Regions from separate parts of the Homo sapiens genome. Here region 1 is linked to region 2. The links are chromatin loops, found by intact Hi-C in ENCODE. Cell type or tissue: heart left ventricle. All regions are shown on one strand. Each heading gives the region's core, and the rest is flanking DNA. Links, peaks and the distances in the headings are about the cores only. Region 1 overlaps LOC105372130 (a long non-coding RNA gene). Region 2 overlaps LOC107985183 (a long non-coding RNA gene).

Evidence for each region. Hi-C counts contacts between places; a loop is a spot of excess contacts. Peaks named below come from ENCODE experiments on the same cell type or tissue, not always from the same donor. Only the 100,000 strongest peaks of a DNase experiment are listed, where the experiment ranks them.
Region 1: it touches region 2 in a loop (7-fold over the local background); 14 of 110 quality-filtered maps call a loop at or near these places.

What each region holds. Positions count from the first base shown.
Region 1 is chr18:55,790,720-55,800,408 of GRCh38, reverse strand. LOC105372130 (a long non-coding RNA gene) reads right to left here. Exons shown (of 9, transcript XR_007066382.1): 6 at 8,511-8,692. Among named protein-coding and RNA genes, the nearest start is that of LINC01415, 14 kb to the right of the region's middle. In heart left ventricle, for the core only: no CTCF peak of the experiment used is centred there; no DNase peak of the experiment used is centred there; H3K4me3 peaks cover 858 bases; H3K27ac peaks cover 1,342 bases.
Region 2 is chr18:55,851,036-55,860,724 of GRCh38, reverse strand. LOC107985183 (a long non-coding RNA gene) reads left to right here. Exons shown (of 3, transcript XR_001753452.2): 1 at 1-95; 2 at 682-717; 3 at 7,778-7,852. Among named protein-coding and RNA genes, the nearest start is that of LINC01416, 64 kb to the left of the region's middle. RefSeq lists enhancers at 2,138-2,637, 9,654-9,689. In heart left ventricle, for the core only: no CTCF peak of the experiment used is centred there; no DNase peak of the experiment used is centred there.

The DNA of each region.
Region 1 (9,689 bases), core at 3,216-8,215, 60 kb after region 2:
GAAAATGGCCATACTGCCCAAGGTAATTTATCGATTCAATGCCATCCCCATCAAGCTACCAATGACTTTCTTCACAGAATTGGAAAAAACTACTTTAAAGTTCATATGGGGCCAAAAAAGAGCCCTCATTGCCAAGTCAATCCTAAGCCAAAAGAACAAAGCCAGGCCGGGCGCGGTGGCTCATGCCTGTAATCCCAGCACTTTGGGAGGCCGAGGCGGGCGGATCACGAGGTCAGGAGATCGAGACCATCCCGGCTAAAACGGTGAAACCCTGTCTCTACTAAAAATACAAAAAATTAGCCAGGCGTAGTGGCGGGCGCCTGTAGTCCCAGCTACTTGGGAGGCTGAGGCAGGAGAATGGCGTGAACCCGGGAGGCGGAGCTTGCAGTGAGCCGAGATCCCGCCACTGCACTCCAGCCTGGGCGACAGAGCGAGACTCCGTCTCAAAAAAAAAAAAAAAAAAAAAGAACAAAGCCAGAGGCATCATGCTACCTGACTTCAAACTATACTACAGGGCTACAGTAACCAAAACAGCATGGTACTGGTACCAAAACAGAGATATAGACCAATAGACCAATGGAACAGAACAGAGCCCTCAAAAATAATACCACACATCTACAACTATCAGATCTTTGACAAATCTGACAAAAACAAGAAATGAGGAAAGGATTCCCTATTTAACAAAATGGTGCTGGGAAAACTGGCTAGCCATATGTAGAAAGCTGAAACTGGATCCCTTCCTTACACCTTATACAAAAATTAATTCAAGATGGATTAAAGACTTAAATGTTAGACCTAAAACCATAAAAACCCTACAAGAAAACCTAGGCAATACCATTCAGGACATAGGCATGGGCAAGGACTTCATGTCTAAAACGCCAAAAGCAATGGCAACAAAAGACAAAATTGACAAATGGGATCTAATTAAACTAAAGAGCTTCTGCACAGCAAAAGAGTCTACCATCAGAGTGAACAGGCAACCTATACAATGGGAGAAAAATTTTGCAATCTACTCATCTGACAAAGGGCTAATATCCAGAATCTACAGTGAACTCAAACAAATTTACAAGAAAAAAACAAACAACCCCATCAAAAAGTGGGCAAAGTATATGAACAGACACTTCTCAAAAGAAGACATTTATGCAGCTAAAAGACACATGAAAAAATGCCCATCATCACTGGCCATCAGAGAAATGCAAATCAAAACCACAATGAGATATCATCTCACACCAGTTAGATTGGCGATCATTAAAAAGTCAGGAAACAACAGGTGCTGGAGAGGATGTGGAGAAATAGGAACAATTTTACACTGTTGGTGGGACTGCAAACTAGTTCAACCATTGTGGAAGACAGTGTGGCGATTCCTCAGGGATCTAGAACTAGAAATACCATTTGACCCAGCCATCCCATTACTGGGTATATACCCAAAGGACTATAAATCATGTTGCTATAAAGACACATGCACACGTATGTTTATTGCGGCACTACTCACAATAGCAAAGACTTGGAACCAACCCAAATATCCAACAATGATAGACTGGATTAAGAAAATGTGGCACATATACACCATGAAATACTATGCAGCCATAAAAAATGATAAGTTCATGTCCTTTGTAGAGACATGGATGAAGCTGGAAACCATCATTCTTAGCAAACTATCGCAAGGACAGAAAACCAAACACTGCATGTTCTCACTCATAGGTGGGAATTGAACAGTGAGAACACTTGGACACAGGAAGGGGAACATCATACACCGGGGCCTGTTGTGGGGTGGGTGGGGGGGATAGCATTAGGAGATACACCTAATGTAAATGACGAGTTAATGGGTGCAGCACACCAGCATGGCACATGTATACATATGTAACAAACCTGCACGTTGTGCACATGTACCCTAGAACTTAAAGTATAATAAAGAAAATTAAAAAATAAAAAATAAAAAGTTAACAAAAGATAAAGCTATCAGCAGATTTCTTAAAAGAAAATATTTTAGAAACTGACAAAAACAGCTGTCCACTTAGAACGTTATACACAGTACAATATGTTTCAGAAATAATGGTGAAATAAAGACCTTAAGAAAAATAAAAACAGAATATTTTACCAGCAGACTTTCAATACAAAAAAAATTAAAGGAGATTCTTCAGGCAGATGATACCAGATGGAAACTGACTTTACTAAAATGAATGGAGAGCAGTTAAAATGATAAATTTGTGGAGAAATAAAAATGACTAAATTTTTCCTGTTTTTAAATTTTTTCTTTAAAAAATAATTGACTGTTTAAGGCAGAAACAACAACTGACTATGCGGTTTATAAAATATGAAGATATAAAATGCATAATAATAGAAGAAAGGATGGGATTGAGAGATCAAAGTATACTGGTGTAAGACTGTTACATTATATGTGAAATAGTATAATATGATTTGGAGATAGACAGTGATGTGTGAAAGATGTGTTTTGTAAACCCTAAAGCAACTGCTACGTGTAGCTAGTAAGCTAGTAGTGGAAATAAAATGGAACATTAAAAAATAAGTAAAATAAGACAGGTAGAGAGGGGGGAAAAGGAGTCTTTTAAAAAACAGATGGAGCAAGGATAATAGATTTTAACCTAACCATAACAATCATATTAAAAAATAAATAGTCTAACCTCTCAGTTAAAAATCATAAATCACTGAAATGAGTGAAAAATCAAGACCTAACTATACATTGTCTACAAGAAACTCACTTCAAGTATAAAGGCCCAGATAATTAAAAGTAACAACACAGAAAAAAATACACCGTGCAAATATGAATCATAAGAAAGTTGGAATAGCTATATTAATATCAGGCAAAGTAGGCTTCAGAACAGTAACATTACCACAGATTAAAAAAGGAACACTAACATGAGTACCTACTGAACATGAGTTCTGACCTAATTTTTTAAAATATGAAAACCTACTACATGACAGGCATTGCACTAAGCAGTAGGCACATAGAGCAGAGAACAAGTGGAGACTGGGGTCAGGGTATTCATTCTCCAGATTTCCTTCTTTCTAGAACACAGTTCCATCCCATGAACAGCTACCACAAAGCAGCTCTCTCCTCAGCTAATATAAGACACAGCATCTACCCTGTTAAGAGGGAAATCCAAGCACACAAACACTTTTAATTTAATAATCACTGAACAGTTGGAACAGAAGTATGGAGACAGAAAATGATGAAGACAGGGAAGAATTCATGGAAGTCCTGAAGGATGCATCTTGAAGGATGAGAAATATCTAATTTGAATCCCTATTCTGTGTAATACTAGAAACTTAAATCTGGTCATTTTAGCCAATTTAGGGTTTTCTTAGTCACATTAAGGTTTGTCCTCTGCTTTTCCTCTCCAGAGTGAAGTTTGAGTTCTAGGGGAGACAACATTGAGCCAGGATTTCAGGGTGGGAATGTCCGGGCTTCAGATGTTGGAATTTCTGCATTCTATCAATGCATGCAGTTTTTGTCCCAAGACCTAGTCTTTGCTCAGCTAATTTTCTTGTCCTTCTCAGGCATACTGGAAAAGTGCACCTGTTCTTCCACACAACTCTGTGGGCAATCAGAAAACCCAGAAGAGAGTTGTGAGGAGTCAAGCTAGCTCTGCATGGTCACATCATGACATCATTTTCCCTTTCTACCTCAACAGAACTAGCTTGGAAGCGAGAGGTGAAGCTGGGGAGTGGGAAGTAGAAGCCTGAGGTTTATCACCACTTCTCAGGGGTTGGGTTTCACCAATGGGGGGCGCTAGCTGGAGACGAGAGGATATGTGGAAACTTTGGTCAGATACCCCAGATTTCCTTCTTTCTAGAATACAGATTTGCCCCCTTGGTCTACCAAAAGCCACAGCTACTACAATGCAGCTCTCTCCTCAGCTACAGCCATGTTCTCCAGGAACTGGAGGCAGTTCCCTCCCGTGACACCTTCAGGACTTTGCTGTCCCTCCCCCATCACTCCCAATTAGATTTCACTTTGTAAGTTTTCTTTTAGTAAACTCAGTTCAGTTTCTCTAACTGAAATGTGTCACCTGATCTCCACCAGGACTCTAATTGATACACAGCAGAATTCCATAACCATCATCATACATTTATAAAATACATGGACAAACACTTCTTTAATGGAAAATTTGTATCATTTTCCCCTTGATCTTATATTTCCATTCCATTTTTCTCATGAATTTTTTTCTTAACAAATATATGCTTGAAAGTCTTTTGCTCAACTTTTCAGTAAACAATTTTCTATGCAACAAAAATATGTATACAAATGGGAAAGTTTACCTTGTTTTTACTTCATGTGACTTCTTGAAATAAAAATGAACGATATGCCGAATACTATCAAAATTTTTTCTGAATTATTATGGCTGTGAATCCACAATTTATCAAACATAAATGTAACTTTTGATTTAAACATGATTGAATGTAATAAATTTTTATTGGAAATGCATCTTTTAATGAAAAAAATAATGATTTTTCTCCCAATTAGTTTCTGTTTCCATGGATAAATATAGCTTATAGCTAGAGCGATGCAGGGTTCAGAGTAAATCAACAGCAATTCTGAAAAAGGGTTGGGCCACAGGAAGTTCAGAACTTACAAAAAGTACATTAATTAGTGTTGTTAAATGGATTTTTAAGGAGTAGAACCAACAAGACATTTCTGTTATAAGTATATGGCAAAAGTTAAATAAATAAGTGAGCAGAAAAGAGGCTAGTAGAGACCAGGATATTTGTGCTTATAGTAAAAATAAAATAGAGGCTTAAAGTACACAATAATCTTGCAAAAGCTAATGAAAATGTTTTTTCTGCGGCCCTGAATAAATGTTCACAAAATATAAATACAAACTTAACACTAATATGTGATCCTTTTTCTAGAAAACACAATATTGGTATTTGGGAAGTAAATATATAATTTTCACCTTCTTCTCTTTGAAATTGTGCAATACAGGCAGATAAGGCACAGACTGAGGTCTTGATTTTAGTAGGCTTCAAAGATTCTCAAGTCCCTTTTTTGGTTGTGCTGAAGATTCTGCACACGTTGGGGGAACACTTCCCAGTGGGATCCAGAGAGAAGGTTTTGGTTTTGGTTTTGTTTTGTTTTAGAGGTGGAAGAAGGAGGGCTTGAGAAAGGGCAGATATGGAAGAACTAGACCCATTCTTAGACCAGGCAGCCTTAGGAAAGAGTGTGAATGGGAACTTGAGGATCTGGAAAGCCTTTTAACACCCTGTGTGCCCCCATTCCAGTACCCCATACCCCATGGGGAAACTTTTGCTGGCCCCCAGGGGATGATCTCCAAGTGTGACAAAATTAAGTACAGCATCACCTGGAAAAAGGAAGGAAAGGTCACTGCTTGGACAAATCATTCAGATTTACACTGTTCTACTTTCCTTAGACGTGTTTTCTCTTTCCAAGCTGCTAATACCAAACAGCCAAAGAACTATGAGCCCAGTTAAGAATGTGAAACTGGATCTTTTGTATATTCTAAGGCCAAGTCTACACAATAGCAAAGTGGCGGATGTTTTGTCTCTACATTGCCAAACATCTGGATTGAATGAAGATTCGACTAAATGGATTTGATGTTCATCTTGTTTTCTTTTTTAAGGGTGTCATTTACTCTTTCTGGCCGTGAAACACCCTTTGATATCAGTAGCAGATCTGAGCACGAAGTCAGCTGTCTACCCAGAGAGGAAAAGAAACGAAGCCTTACTCAATCTTTCCATGAATTTTCTTCTTTTTTCTTTTTCATTATTTTTCCTAAACTCTTTCAGGGGCTTCAAGGTTCAGGCCATGTCACTCTACCTAATCCATCAGAAAAGGGCCAGTCAGGTGTTCCTGTTGTCTGCCAACACAATATTGCTTTTCAGCCTCCATTTAAGGGCTACTCCTCTTCCCTGCTCACTCTCCCTCATCAAGGTGGGCGAGCCCCTGCTCCTTGGTAATTTCCTCACCCTTCCGGGCTCACACTAAGATAAAGGGAGGCAGCCCCAGCCATCTCAAAGCTACACATTAAACAAAGCAACATAATGAGCTGCATTTTGTTGAGGGCTCTCCAGGTCCCCCAAATCTTTCTCAAATGTGATTGTTTATAAAATGTTTGATAAAAATAAATGATGCTTTCAATTTAAACAAAATTTCACACTGTTACTGGTTTTAATAACAGTTTTGACAGATGAGATTTTCATCATCTGTTTTTTCTTTGTGAAGCCTTCTTCAATAAACTAAAAATGCTTTAAACTAACAGATGTGACTATAAAGTAAGGCTTGAGTGTGAGACATCAGGAACTAAAGCTTGTCAAATGCTTCAACATAGAAATTTATCCCTAGCGTAAGCATCTCCTGGGGATCAGGAAAGTCAGGAACCTCACGGTTGCTGGTTAACGTGTGAAGCTTGTTTCAGCAGCAAGATGCCATTTATTCCAAACCGGTCATCTATCTACACTTGTTCCTCCCTATCTGCCTTCTGGACTTCCACTACTTCAGCTATCAGAAACCTGTTAAGAAGTCAGTCCAAATTTGTTTGAGCTGATGTTGACATCTGACAAACTGATGATTCACAATTATTTTTCCATCAGCTCAAAAATTATTTGAATTTTCAGTAATACTGTGTTTACAATAAAGAAGTTATTTTTGCTTACTTTAAAAATATATATATTTATTTATTTATCTTTTAACAGAATTGAAGGCTTGAAACTAAGTACTCTGATTTTGAAATAGCACACTTGCCTCCAAAATAAATGGTTTGGGGCCAGGCACGGTGGCACAAGCCTGTAATCCCAGCACTTTGGGAGGCCTAGGCGGGCAGATCACTTGAGGTCAGGAGTTTGAGACCAGCCCAGCCAATGTGGTGAAACCCCATCTCTATTAAAAAATAATAATAATGCAAAAATACAAAAATTATCTGGGACTGGTGGGCCATGCCTGTATTCCCAGTTACTTGGGAGGCTGAGGCAGGAAGATCACTTGAGCCCGAGAGGCAGAGACTGTAGTGAGCCGAAATCACACCACCACACTCAAGCCTGGGCTATAGAGTGAGACTCCGTCTCAAAATAAATAAATAAATAAATAAATAAAAATTTAAAAAAATGGTTTGAAAGATCATCTTTCTTCTTTTTTGTGGTGTCTTTTTATGTTTTAAGCTGTTATTCTTGCAGAGAAATACAACATTGAGAGGCATATTGGCAAATGAGTTTAACAAAAGTAATCCTAAAGCTTCAGTAAATCAAGGGGTAATATTACAGAAAGAACATTTTTTCTTAAACGTTGTCATATTCTAAATTAAATAACCCTATCACACCAAAAAAGTATATGTTGAAATTTATTGGCATGACCTAACAATTAAAGTAAGAGACTAAGAAATACTGATTTTCATTTCCATCTTTCCCACTAATATATGCATACACACAAACCCACACACACACAGGCATATACATATATATTTCATTAAGTTATTTAATCCACAATTTTATACTTTCCCTTGAAGTGAACACAAAGCATTTGACTTCCACATGGTAGAGTTAGTGAGTGAGTTACACGTCACTTCATATCTCACTAGTCTTCTTCTGCTTCTTATAATGTAATCTGTGAATGGGCCATGCACAGTGGCTCACGCCTGTAATCCTAACAGTTTGGGAGGTCAAGACAGGAGGATTGCTTGAGTCCAGGAGTTCAAGACCAGCTTAGGCAATGTAGCAAGACCCCATCTCTATAAAAAAGTACAAAAATTAGCTGGGTGTGGTGGCTCATGTCTGTAGTCCCAGCTACTCAGGGGGCTGAGGTGGGAGGAATGTTTGAGCCCAGGAGGCAGAGGTTGCAATGAGCCAAGATTGCACCACTGCACTCCAATCTGGGAGACAGAGTAAGACCCTGTCTCAAAAGGAAAAAAAAAGAAGAATTATGCTAATGACTGCATTTGTAGGCCCACAAGGCCTCAGTATATGGGCTATCCCTGACAGAAGCAAAATCTTGCTCCTCCCTTCTGGAGAGATCTAAGGAAGTTTCCCTGCCAAAAGAGGTATCCGCAAGGATCATGACAGTGTAGGCCTAAGGGGCAAAGCTATATTGGACAGACTTTAACCTGAGACAAGCTGGGAGACCTCAAAGCAAGACATTGCATGAAGGAGCAGAGAGCTTCAATGAGAACAGAGGACAAGATCTGAGAGAAATGCTAAGAACAGCCTCCAGCAAGAGTAGTCAGGCAGTCCAAAGCTAGTGTCCAAAGGTCTTGTCTAGATCAAACTAGGATTGAACAACAAGTGGAACAAAGTGGCATTGGAGTAGAGCAAAATTCAGAGCACAGGGTCTAGCTGTATTCACCAGGGAGGAGTCAAGATCTAAGCTCCTGGGAGAGAGACTGGGAGAACCAAGGAGAGCTTCAGAGCTCCAGTCTTTGCTAGAGCCCAGGATTCTGGATACAGTGTCCAGGCTGAGAGCAGCATGGGGGATAAAGCAGGCAGTCAATAGGATGGATTGGGTTGTGGTGTGGGAGGGCAGGATGGGGAGGGGTTAGACTCACTGGGACTCAGGCCGCTTGTGCTTGGGCTTCAGTGCTCGTGCAGCACATTGATGCGTAACTATGCATTCATGGTTCTGTCTCCCCTGCTAAGCTCTGAACTCCTTTGAGAGGAGCTGCGTTGTGTCTTTGTTTCTTCAGCACCCATGTAGTCTCTCCACAGAAGAGGAGCTGAATTGGTGCCTCTAAATGAGTGAATACAGGGCCCAGAGTGAAAAATTAGTGAATGAGTAAACATGAAACCACTCTCAAAAGTAGAAGAGCACACATTCTATCTGGCACTTGGAACATACTCTTACAGCAGAATTCTGTCTTTAGATCATAAAGAGAGTTATCTAATGGTGGTGGTGACATGCTTCTCTATATATGAATACCAAAAGACTTAAATTATAGCCCTGTGCCTTTATCTTTTATGGAGGCTACGACCATCTTGACTATTTCTTACCTGTCAACTGTATAAGGCATGTATTATGGTCAGAAATAGAACTATAAAGAAGATAAATTTAGTGTTAACTAAATTTAACTAAGGCAATTAAGAATATGGCTTTTTTTTTTCATTTCAACATATCAGAGACTACTAACCTTATTTCATTTCATCCCTTTTTCCAAGCTCTGAACGAACTTGGATCTATTCTTCAACCTCTTCTGCCCCGATCATTGCTCGGCTCAGTTTAAACGATCATTCTTCCTTCTACTAACATCTTTTACCTCTCCTCTGTCTCTCTCTTTGGCTACTTCCTCCTACCTCTAAATATTTTCACTTTCATGTATTTGTCAATCAGCCATTTGCTCATTTAGTCATCCAATAAACATTAATTAAGCTCTATGCCAAGTACTATCCAGCTGTTGAGTATGCAAAGGTAAAAAGATATTATTTTTGCCTTCAAGAATAGCCCAGTACAATGAGAAAGACCCACTTCTACTCATGAAGACATACATAACAGGATAGTGTCTTCTACCACTTTCCTTGTCCTGTGGAAGAGTTCAGTCTAGCTCCAGCTAATGCCTCTTTGGAGAGAAGCAGGGGCTTCCTCTTTTTTTTTTTTTGTTATCACCACCTTAAGCCCCACACCTAGGGTTGTTGTAAGATAGATGAGGCCTGGGCAGGGTCTCGGGAATACACAAACCTAGCTCTAGAGTGCCATATTAAATGCTGCTCAAAGATGGCTCTTACTCATGGTC
Region 2 (9,689 bases), core at 3,051-8,050:
ACCATAGCTCTAGTGATTCAGAATTTAAATCGAATGCGAACATTTGCGAGTAATGCAGGGAGTGATGAGAGCTTTTATGGACAGCAAGAATTGAAGTAATTGTTTGGTCTTTTTTTCTCTCTCTCTGTCAAAGTAGGATCAGAATTGATTGTTTCCTCTCACCTGTGGTCATTTTCCTATTTTAGAGCATTGATGATATCTGGACCCATGTCGTTTTCAAGTTTTCTAAACCTTAATCTCTAGAAATCCTGTAGAGTGTGTCAAATTAGAACTCCATTCCAGCAAATACATCTTCACATTTCCGTGCTGTTAATTCAAGGCATTCATTAGAATGTAAGGCTCTTAACCATTTTCACTTAACGATATGGATTTTCTCCTCACCCCCTGCATCTGTGCTTTTCCCTGTTCCTTCCTTCCCGCCCCAATCTCCTGATACATTTCAAGTACTTATACTCTACACCCTCCCCAAAATTCTGTTGTCTTCAACTTGTAAAAATCTCCATAACACACCTATCCCCTCTTTAGACAAAACCTGACATTTTGGCTTGTGATGGCAGCAAAAGTGGTACACTAAATTCACATGTAAAAATCCAAAGTTTAAGAAAAAAAAGTGCCTAGATTCTAACACATAATATGCTCTTCTCTTAGTTATAAAAGGAAACTTTTTCCTTCTCTTTTCAGGTTCGAAGCAAAATGGCACAAATACAGCGGATAACAGTAAGTGATCAGATTTCCATATAGACTGCGTGCAGGCAAATTAGCAATCAGAAGTTCCTAACACAGTGGCTGTGTTTGAAGACTCAAAGAATTGCAAAGCAATTTTCCTTCCCAAAGTGCATTTGAGTCATTCCTACAACTGTACAGAACCCTTATTCATAGAAATCTTTAAAACTCCAAAAAATTGACAAATTGTTTTCTTTTTATTAGAAAAGGGGAAACTGTATGCATGCCTACTAGCTTATTACAATTGAAATTTCTTTAGGATACAGAGTGTGTGCAATAAATGATCGCACAGTCATCAAAAACCACACATAGAAGAATCTCCTACTGTCTTGATAGACAACACAGATTTTACAAAGATTTGGGTAAAAACTGTACATATTTTCCTCCTACAAAAACAAACATCTATATGCAAATTTCATTAAAATAAACAGAGGAGTGCTTAAACTGGGAAAGATGGAGTCAGATGTTTTTTATTATGGGTTTGAATGCTATGGAATTGGTAACTACATTTTTTTATTTTTTCAGTAGAAAAAAATCACAAGATATTTTAATAATGCATACCTAACGTTTATTTTCTTATTAGTAATTGTTATAAAAACAGACCGTTTTGCCAGCCTATCTGACTGCACCTGTTACTAGATATTTCCAAGAGACTCACTCACACACCAATTTTGCCTGCGTGCACTGGGTGTATTTCCCGTTGTTTTGATTATACAGTCAGGGCACAGGCAGCTTGCATTCAAAAAAGAAGGCACATTTTATTCAAAGAGAGAAAGTGATGTCCTTGGAACTTCAACCTTAATGAAACACTTTTTAAAAGGACACACTGTTTGGAATGAGAAGAGATCCAAAGAGAGAAGGATGGGTGCGTGATAGAAACGAAAGGAAAATGGATTCGATTAGCAAAGCAAGACTACAGTATCCCAAGAGACTTCTAAAAAATCTGTATGAAGTCATTACAAGCACACAGTATAATCTTGCGGCGTAGATGCATGCTTCAGAGTGCAAAGAAAGTTTGCCCTCAAGATTGAGTTTCTGAGGAATTAATTCTAAATATTCCCTCCAGTCTTAGGAGTTTTCAGTCCCAAATTGCTTAAATGATGATTAGCTGAAGTTCCTCTGACTAATTTCGGCAGAAGTAACATTTCTAGCTGGTTGATTTGGGCATCAAAACGAACCAGTGTCTCCGGACATCTGTACTATAGAGACACCCTTATGCTAAAACCCGACTCCAGCACTACCCTTACAAAAATAGCACATTTCCGTTCATGCAGAACGGTGATTAGACTTTCCCAACACAACTCATACTTTTTAAAAGGCGCGTCAGAATTTTAAAGTGCATTAAATAAAGGGCATTGGCACATTAATGCAGCTCTCTTTGAGGCAAGATGCCGCATAATTTCCGCTGAACCGTCGCACAAACCTTCAATAAAGAAAGTTCGCAAAGAAAAAAATATATACCCATGCCACATCCGATGCATAGAACAGTGTCCTTGGGAATTCAATAACACTCTATGTCTATAAAACTAAGCCTTTAAGATGCTTTGTTTTACATACTTAAGGAGGAGCGAACGTCCCCAGGGCACTGTTGTTTTGTTACCTTATTTTAAATATTCTGTTTTTCTGCAGCTGTCTGCCTACATGGTAGGACTACACAGGGTATTCTGCTGGGTGATTTTTTTTTAGAGAGGTGCTACTTTCTTCTACATCTAAACATGCATTTATAAGAAACAAATGGCTTTCTGTATTGAGGGCTTTCAAAGTGACCACGGTGTTGTAAACACGCTGGAAGAGTTGCAGCAACAGTGTGACAGGTGGATTAGCTCTCGCTTAGTTTAGCCTCTTGCCTGCTCATCTTGGGCAGCTGTGCAGACGTACCTGATGCCACAAAAGATAAAGACTATGTGCGTAGAGAGTACCAGCATTATGTTGAGCACTCAGTTTGCGGTTCTATGTCATGGTCTTCAAGCCTGTTAAAAGTGACACTGAAAATACAAAATGGGGTGGCACGTAAGACCCAACCCCAAATTAGGCAGTTTTTCAAGACTGGAGGAGACGTCTCTGAATGGCTGCAAAATCATCGATAGCAGCTGGAGAGACTCGTTCAGGGGATTTTACTCCACGGTCGAGCATATTTCAAAGTTTAAATTCTTAACAAAAAGAAACTGGGACCATAGGAAAAAATCTTTTTTAGGAGGAAAAATAGTGACAACCAAACATCTCAAGAGTTTTTATAGTCTCTTTGGGTTAGAAAGAAATGTCTGCTTCAGTTTGCCATCGTTTTTCTATTTACTGAGCCTATGCTAGTCATACTTATTGTCAGGTTGGGACACATAGAAAATAAAACAAAAGAATTTTGCTGTGAGCAACATTAATTGAGCAACGGTGTTGGCCTTCTGGGGGTGGATGTGCTCCCATCAAAAAGATCTGGTAGCTAAGCCTGCCCAGATGATTAAGCTGGAAGAATTGCTGAAGTTCATGGTTTAAGTAATGGCTTTCACCTGTAGGCTTCTATCCACTATCAATTTTGCCAAGAAAACCCCACAAAAGTGCTCAAAGGGATATAAGTAAGCCCCCTTTCTAAGTCACAGGTGGCACCATCATGCCTGGTCATTGATTTTTTTCTTTTCTTCTTTTTTTTTTTTAATGCTAGATAATTTCAGTGCCTTCTTGCTTTTAAAAGTCAGCAACTCCTGATTCTTTTATTCTTTATTCCATGTCTTTTGCCTACTCTAACTAATCCAGATTTCCTCTGTTAAAGTTGTAAACTGCCCCAAACTGGGCCAACAAAGATAAGGTGAGAACAGACAAGGTCACCAGAAATATTTACTGAGCACTAATGACTCCCACTCCTAGTTTAAAAGAGAAAAAAATGCTAAAACATTTTTTTCTAGGAAAATTCAGGCATCAAAGACCAAAACTGTTACATCCCTAGAAGAGATATCTCCCCACATCACTGAGACACATAACTAAAACACCATGGAAGACCTTTTTTGTCATGAAAAGATGGTAATTTATAAATAAACAGAGGATATTAATTCCTGATGTGTTGAGGTGATGAACAGAATGTGGTCAATGCTGAATATGCAAAATTACAGAAGAAAGTGCTATTGGCATTTTTTAGCATATTTTGGTGACATGGTCATATTATAAAAGATAGAACATAAGACTCAAATACTTACACCAGAAAGAAATTCTTTTGGGCAAGCCCTTTGAGATGTCAGAGACCAAGGCTCAGTTTTCCTTCAATAAAAAAATGAATTGTGCATGCAACCCAAGAGACAGATTACAGATTTTATAATTCTCATAGAACAACCTACACAGCTTCAGCTTCCAGCATGTGTATATGTAACTGTGTAGGGGGAGAAATGAGATGCACAAGACCCATTAATAATGGCAATTGCATGCTTAATTTCATGTGCACTGCAATGAAAAATTACTTCTTACTATCTAAACTAAGTTTCAGGAAAAGCCTGGGAAATCAGGAGCTCTTCCAACATACCTTTCTAGTCCGAATGTGAATAAGGAGCTGGTGACTCATTTAGCAGACATTCCGCAGACAAACCCTCAGGGCAGATTTGATATGAACAACTCTTAGATCAAGGATCTGCTCACAACAAAGGAGGAAAAGTGTTGTCAAAGCCTTGCAATTCTTTTTACATCCAAGCAAGAGAAACATGGTGATTTTACAGAAACTTCTCATTGTGAAATAAACAGCAAATTGAAGAGCAGGTAAGGCTTACATTGGGAGGCCTGAGTCACAGGCTGAGATTTAGATCTGAAGAATTAATTGACTAAAGGCAGGAACCTTCCAGTATGTTAACCTCCAAAACTAACTCATTCATTGCTGATTCTACCATTCTTCAACTTTGTAAATGCAGCCAGTTAAGGTGATCTTAGCTGTATTCATAGGTTCATAGAAGTTTAGAGCTGAAAAAAAAAAATTAAGATTCCTGTCCTATTTTTAGATTTTATAAGTCTAAATCTAGTATTAATTATCCCCATAAAAAATAAAATGAAAGCAAAAACCAGCTTCTCCTCTAGGGAGACCAACTCACCCCAGGACTTTTGACTGGGACTTTCAGGCTTTTAGCACTGAAAGTTCCACCTCTGATTTGCCTTGCCTCTGTCCAGGCAAATCTGCATGGCTGATCACCATTTACAATCCCATGAATTCTCCATCTGTGTTGGTGGCACTGCCATTATCTCTAGGGCCCCAAACCTCAAAGTCTTCTTGACCTCCTGACCCTCACATTCAAATATTCAAGGGTTTCTGTTTTCTATCTGAAGACTCTTCTCTTTACTTCCTCATGTTCACTCCCAATGCTTGATGGCAATTTGAGCCCCTATTACCTCCATCCTGAGCCTCTGTGAGCTCCTGCCCTTTTCTTCCTGGCCCCATTCTTCATACAGCACCTTGTCTACCCATGGGTCTTTGGAGATGACAACTTCATCATGTTCAAACATTGTCATTGTGTAACTCAGTTAAATTAGACTCTTAGCCTGGCATTCAATCACTCATGATGCCTCCCCAATCTATTGTTCTAGCTTTATGATAGAGAAAAAAACAGGCAGATTCATTGAGAGATAAAAAAAATGTGTCCCCAATTCACCATTCTCCTTCATTAACTAGTTATGCTAACAGGGCAGGTCATTTAACATCTCTTGGCTTTGGTAACTCCATTTGTGCAATATGTTGCCTTCCTTAAAGGAAAAAGCTACTCTAGTTGGTGTCATGAAGTACTGATCCTGAAAAGTTATGATATTCTGACCTCCTACTATCATTATGTGTAGACTCTACGTACTATTGGGTAGCTCCTTATTTTAGGAACCAGTCCTGAGTTTTCCCAGCCCCATGCATTGTATGAATGCAGTTCTGTGTGTCCTTAAACCTCCCTTCAAGTTTCCTGTGACTCTCTGGAAACGGAATCTTGGAAAAGGCCTACCCATCACCTCCTGGAAAAGGTCTACCCATCACCACCTCCTTCCACAGACTCAGTTAAATCTCTCCACCTTCTCCAAACTTCCACAGCTCATTGTTTTTACCTCTCCTATGACACCAATGAAGTGACTCTAGCATTTGTATTATTGCGATTATTTGTTCACATGCCTTATTTCCTGTGCCTCTGTGAGCTCCCTAGGGACAAGGATTCCATCATACTTACAAACAGGCACAATGGTGTGCTAATTAAGAATTGTCATGGGTTGAATTGTCTCTTCCAAAAAAGATGTGTTGGAAGTCCTAACTCCTACCCCTCAGTACCTCAGAATTTGACCCTGTTTGGAAATAGGGTGGTTACAGATGTAATTAGTTAAGATGAGGTCAGACTGGAGTTAAGTGGCCCCCAATCCAATATGACTAGTGTTCTTTTAAGACCAGCATGTGAATACACAGGGACACAAGGAGAATGTCACATGATGATGAAGGAAAAGATTGGAGTTAAGCAGCTACAAGCTAAAGAATGTTGAGGATTGCCAGAAACCACCAGAAGCTAGGAAGAGGTATAAAAGGATTCCTCTGCAAGTTTCAGAGGAAGCATGTCTCTGCTGACACCTTGATTTTGGACTTCTAGCCTCCAGAACCGGAAGACAACAAATTTCTTCTTGACAGCCACCCAGTTTGTAGTCTTTTGTTGTTGCAACTCTAGAAAACTAACAGAGTCAAACTGCCTGGATCTGACACCTTGTTATGCTGCTTTCAGCTGCATGACTTTCAGCAAGTTACATCAACACCTGATGACTCTATGTCCTCATCTATAACATGATCATAATAATAGAACGAATATCCTAGTGTATATGTAAGGAATCAAAGAATACATGCATGTAAAATTTGTATCAGCATCTGGCAATAAATCGAAATTATTTTATCTTTTCATTATCCTTCAGTGCTATGCATATAGTCAGCATTCAATAAATGTTTATTGAATGAGAGAATATATAAATTGGCTAAAGAAAATTTGAACTTATCCAGACATATATATATTCAACTTGCCTTTGTTGACTTGGTAATTTGATTCAACACGGAAAGATGCTTTGCTTATTATTCACTTTATATTAAAGTGCTGAGTGGGTTCAAGGCCAGGTCTAAATGCAGGTTCTACTGGTTCTTTGCTGTATGACCTTGTGTAAGTCTACTTGACCTTGACGATGCTCCATTTCCTCAACTTAAAATGGGAGAAACTTGGTCCATAGAGTTATAAGTGAAGGTTAAGTAAGACGATGTCAAAGCAAACTTGATTTTCATAAATATCAGCTATTGCTATCACTCTTTTAAATTTTATTTTAAAGAATTTTCCTTCTAATGTTTTCCTAAATTCTAGATCAGTATTGTAAAAGACTAGCATTTTCAAAACTTGCATGAAGACAGCAGCATAGAGAAGGAATCTGACTCCTAAGCTGGCTGGATCTCAATTTCCTGATCTCTAAAACAGTGCTTCTCAGTTGGGAGCCAATCCCCCACAACCCCAGGGACATTTAGCAGTGTGTTGAGATGTTTTTGACTGTCATGATTGGAGGGTTGGTAATACTGGCATCTAGTGGGTGGAGGCCAGGGTTGCTGCGACTCATCTTATAATGCACAGCGCAGGCCCTAACAATGAAGAATTATCCAGCCCAAAATATCAATAGTGTCAAGGCTGAGAAACCCTGCTCTAAAATTAGGTGGTTGGGCCAGGTAATGATACCAGGTAAACTTTCACATTCCTTCCAGCTAAAAAACGTTGTAAGTACTGATTTCCATAATGCATTGTAAATGCCATTCTCTCAGACTGTGCAATTAATTATTTTTATCATTCTCTATTTTTAAGCTATTTTTTTCTGAATGCCAAAAAACTAATTATTTGAGATAATCTAAATTCTCTTAGATTTCAGCCCAGTTCTCAATGTTGCACTTTCTAGATTGCTTGGCCCAAATGTTTCTGTGAAAGCTTTTTGATTCACTGTTTTAGTTGGGATATAGGCTCAGAGCATGAATTAGAAACTTAAAGTAGCAGTGACTTGAGTAAGACAAAAGATGATTTTTCTTTCACATTTATCACTCTCTCATGCCTGCTAGGAGGTGGCTCTCCTCTGGGAAGTCATCAGGACTCTCGTCTGCTGTGGGGCTACATGGAGTCCAGGCCCCAGGCTCCTTCTCTCTTGTTGTTTGGCCATCCTGGAGACTTTGCCCTCATCTGCATCCCCAAAATGGGGCATCACTGTGTCCATATCCAGCCTGTGGAATGGGGAAAAGAGAAAGGAAGCATGCCCCTTCCCTAACGGTATGACCCAGAAAATATAGGCAGGAGTTCCACTCATATCCCAGACACCAGAACGTACAAGGCCACACATACTTGCCAGGAAAGCTTGAATATAGTCTTTATTTGGTATGGTCATGTACCCAGAAAACATTTGACAAAATATTGGGATCATGTTCTAGCGTAGCCCCCTTAGGGATGAGGGGGTTAAGAGCGTTGATAGAAGGGAATGGTTTTAATAATAGACAATCAAATCTAAGCTCAGTATCAGTCCTGGAAAGGGCTCAGATTGGGCTTTCTTGAATCAAATCTCTTCCTCTCATTCTCTACCTATGCCCCTAGATATTCAAGCTGCCTGCTCACCCCCAAACCTGCTTCCCTAGTCTCATCATTTCTCCTCATTTCCTTAGCTACAAAACTAGCCCAGCCTCTTAATTAAGCAGTAGGAGTGATAGAAGGCAGAAAAGGCTGGTAGCCCTCCTTGCCAAGATGTGGAGAGAAACTGCCTAGGAAAAATTCAATATAGAAAAAAGATTTCACAGAGAGAATAAGAGAGCCTGATTTTGAAAGTATTGTTTGCACCCCTGAGCCAGAAAAGTATAGGGACGGCCCATCCCCTTACAGCTCCCAGTGGAATCAATAAATACCCCTTTTTGCTCAAGCTAGTTGAAATTGTACTTTCTTCACTTGCACCCAGAACATGTCTCACTAATATAACCTTCAAGAAATTCCCATTCTAGTGAAGGATTGCCAGGAGGCAGAAAACTGCTCAACTTATTAAACTTCAGTCAGTTCCACATAGGGCCAGTTTTCTCTTTTCCACTATTGAGCTAGAACATATACATTTCCAGGCAAAAAAATAAAAAAGTGGTAGAATTTATAAACTTTTAGGAAAACTTAACATTCAACTTTGCATCACCCACTTCGAATAGAGACTAATATTGGATCATAGACACAAATATTGGTATCTATCACATGACTGGCTAATCTTAATTTTTTAAAATATCTTTAAAATGACCATTTTTAATCAAATGTTCAAGGCAGCTAGCTCTCTTCTTGTTTAAAAATTAATTAGATTTTTTAAAGAAAATATTCTTCCTGCAGATAATACACATGAGAAAACCTTGTCCATTATGTTCTTGGGTGGCCTTGAAGCATAGGTGGCCACCGCATGGCAGAATCAATGCATCTAAGGACGTGCTGAATGCCTCCATTAAGGCTTCAGCTTTAGTGCCAAGGGCAGAATTCCATAACATTGGGCCTTTGCTCAAGAGTGTTTTCTGTTCAGGCTGAGTCAAGGCTAACTTAGGTGCCTCAAGTAAAATCAACTAAAAACAGACAATAGACTTCAGGCTTAGGATCTGGAACTACTCAAAGCCTTGTTCACACTTGAAAGTGGATTTGGTGCTAAGTCTTCAGCTTGTTTGAAAAGGATTATCAGAGCCAATGAGAGGAGTTTTGGAGCCAGGACAAATGCTAAATTTTAGGTCCATGAGCGTGGAAGAGTGACTTGGCCAGTGGAAAATCACCAGACAGCTCTTGCCAATCTGAAAACACTCAAGGGCAGCACCAGAACCTCTGGGCTGGCGAGAATGTCCCTGGCCGTTCCCTCCTGTTGGCCACTCCAGAGAAGAGTGCCATGATGGGAATGTTCAGCTGTAAACCTGCAGGCAGGCTGCTGGGCTGGGCCCTGGCTGGAGCCTACGTAAACATTTTCCCTTTCCAAACCTG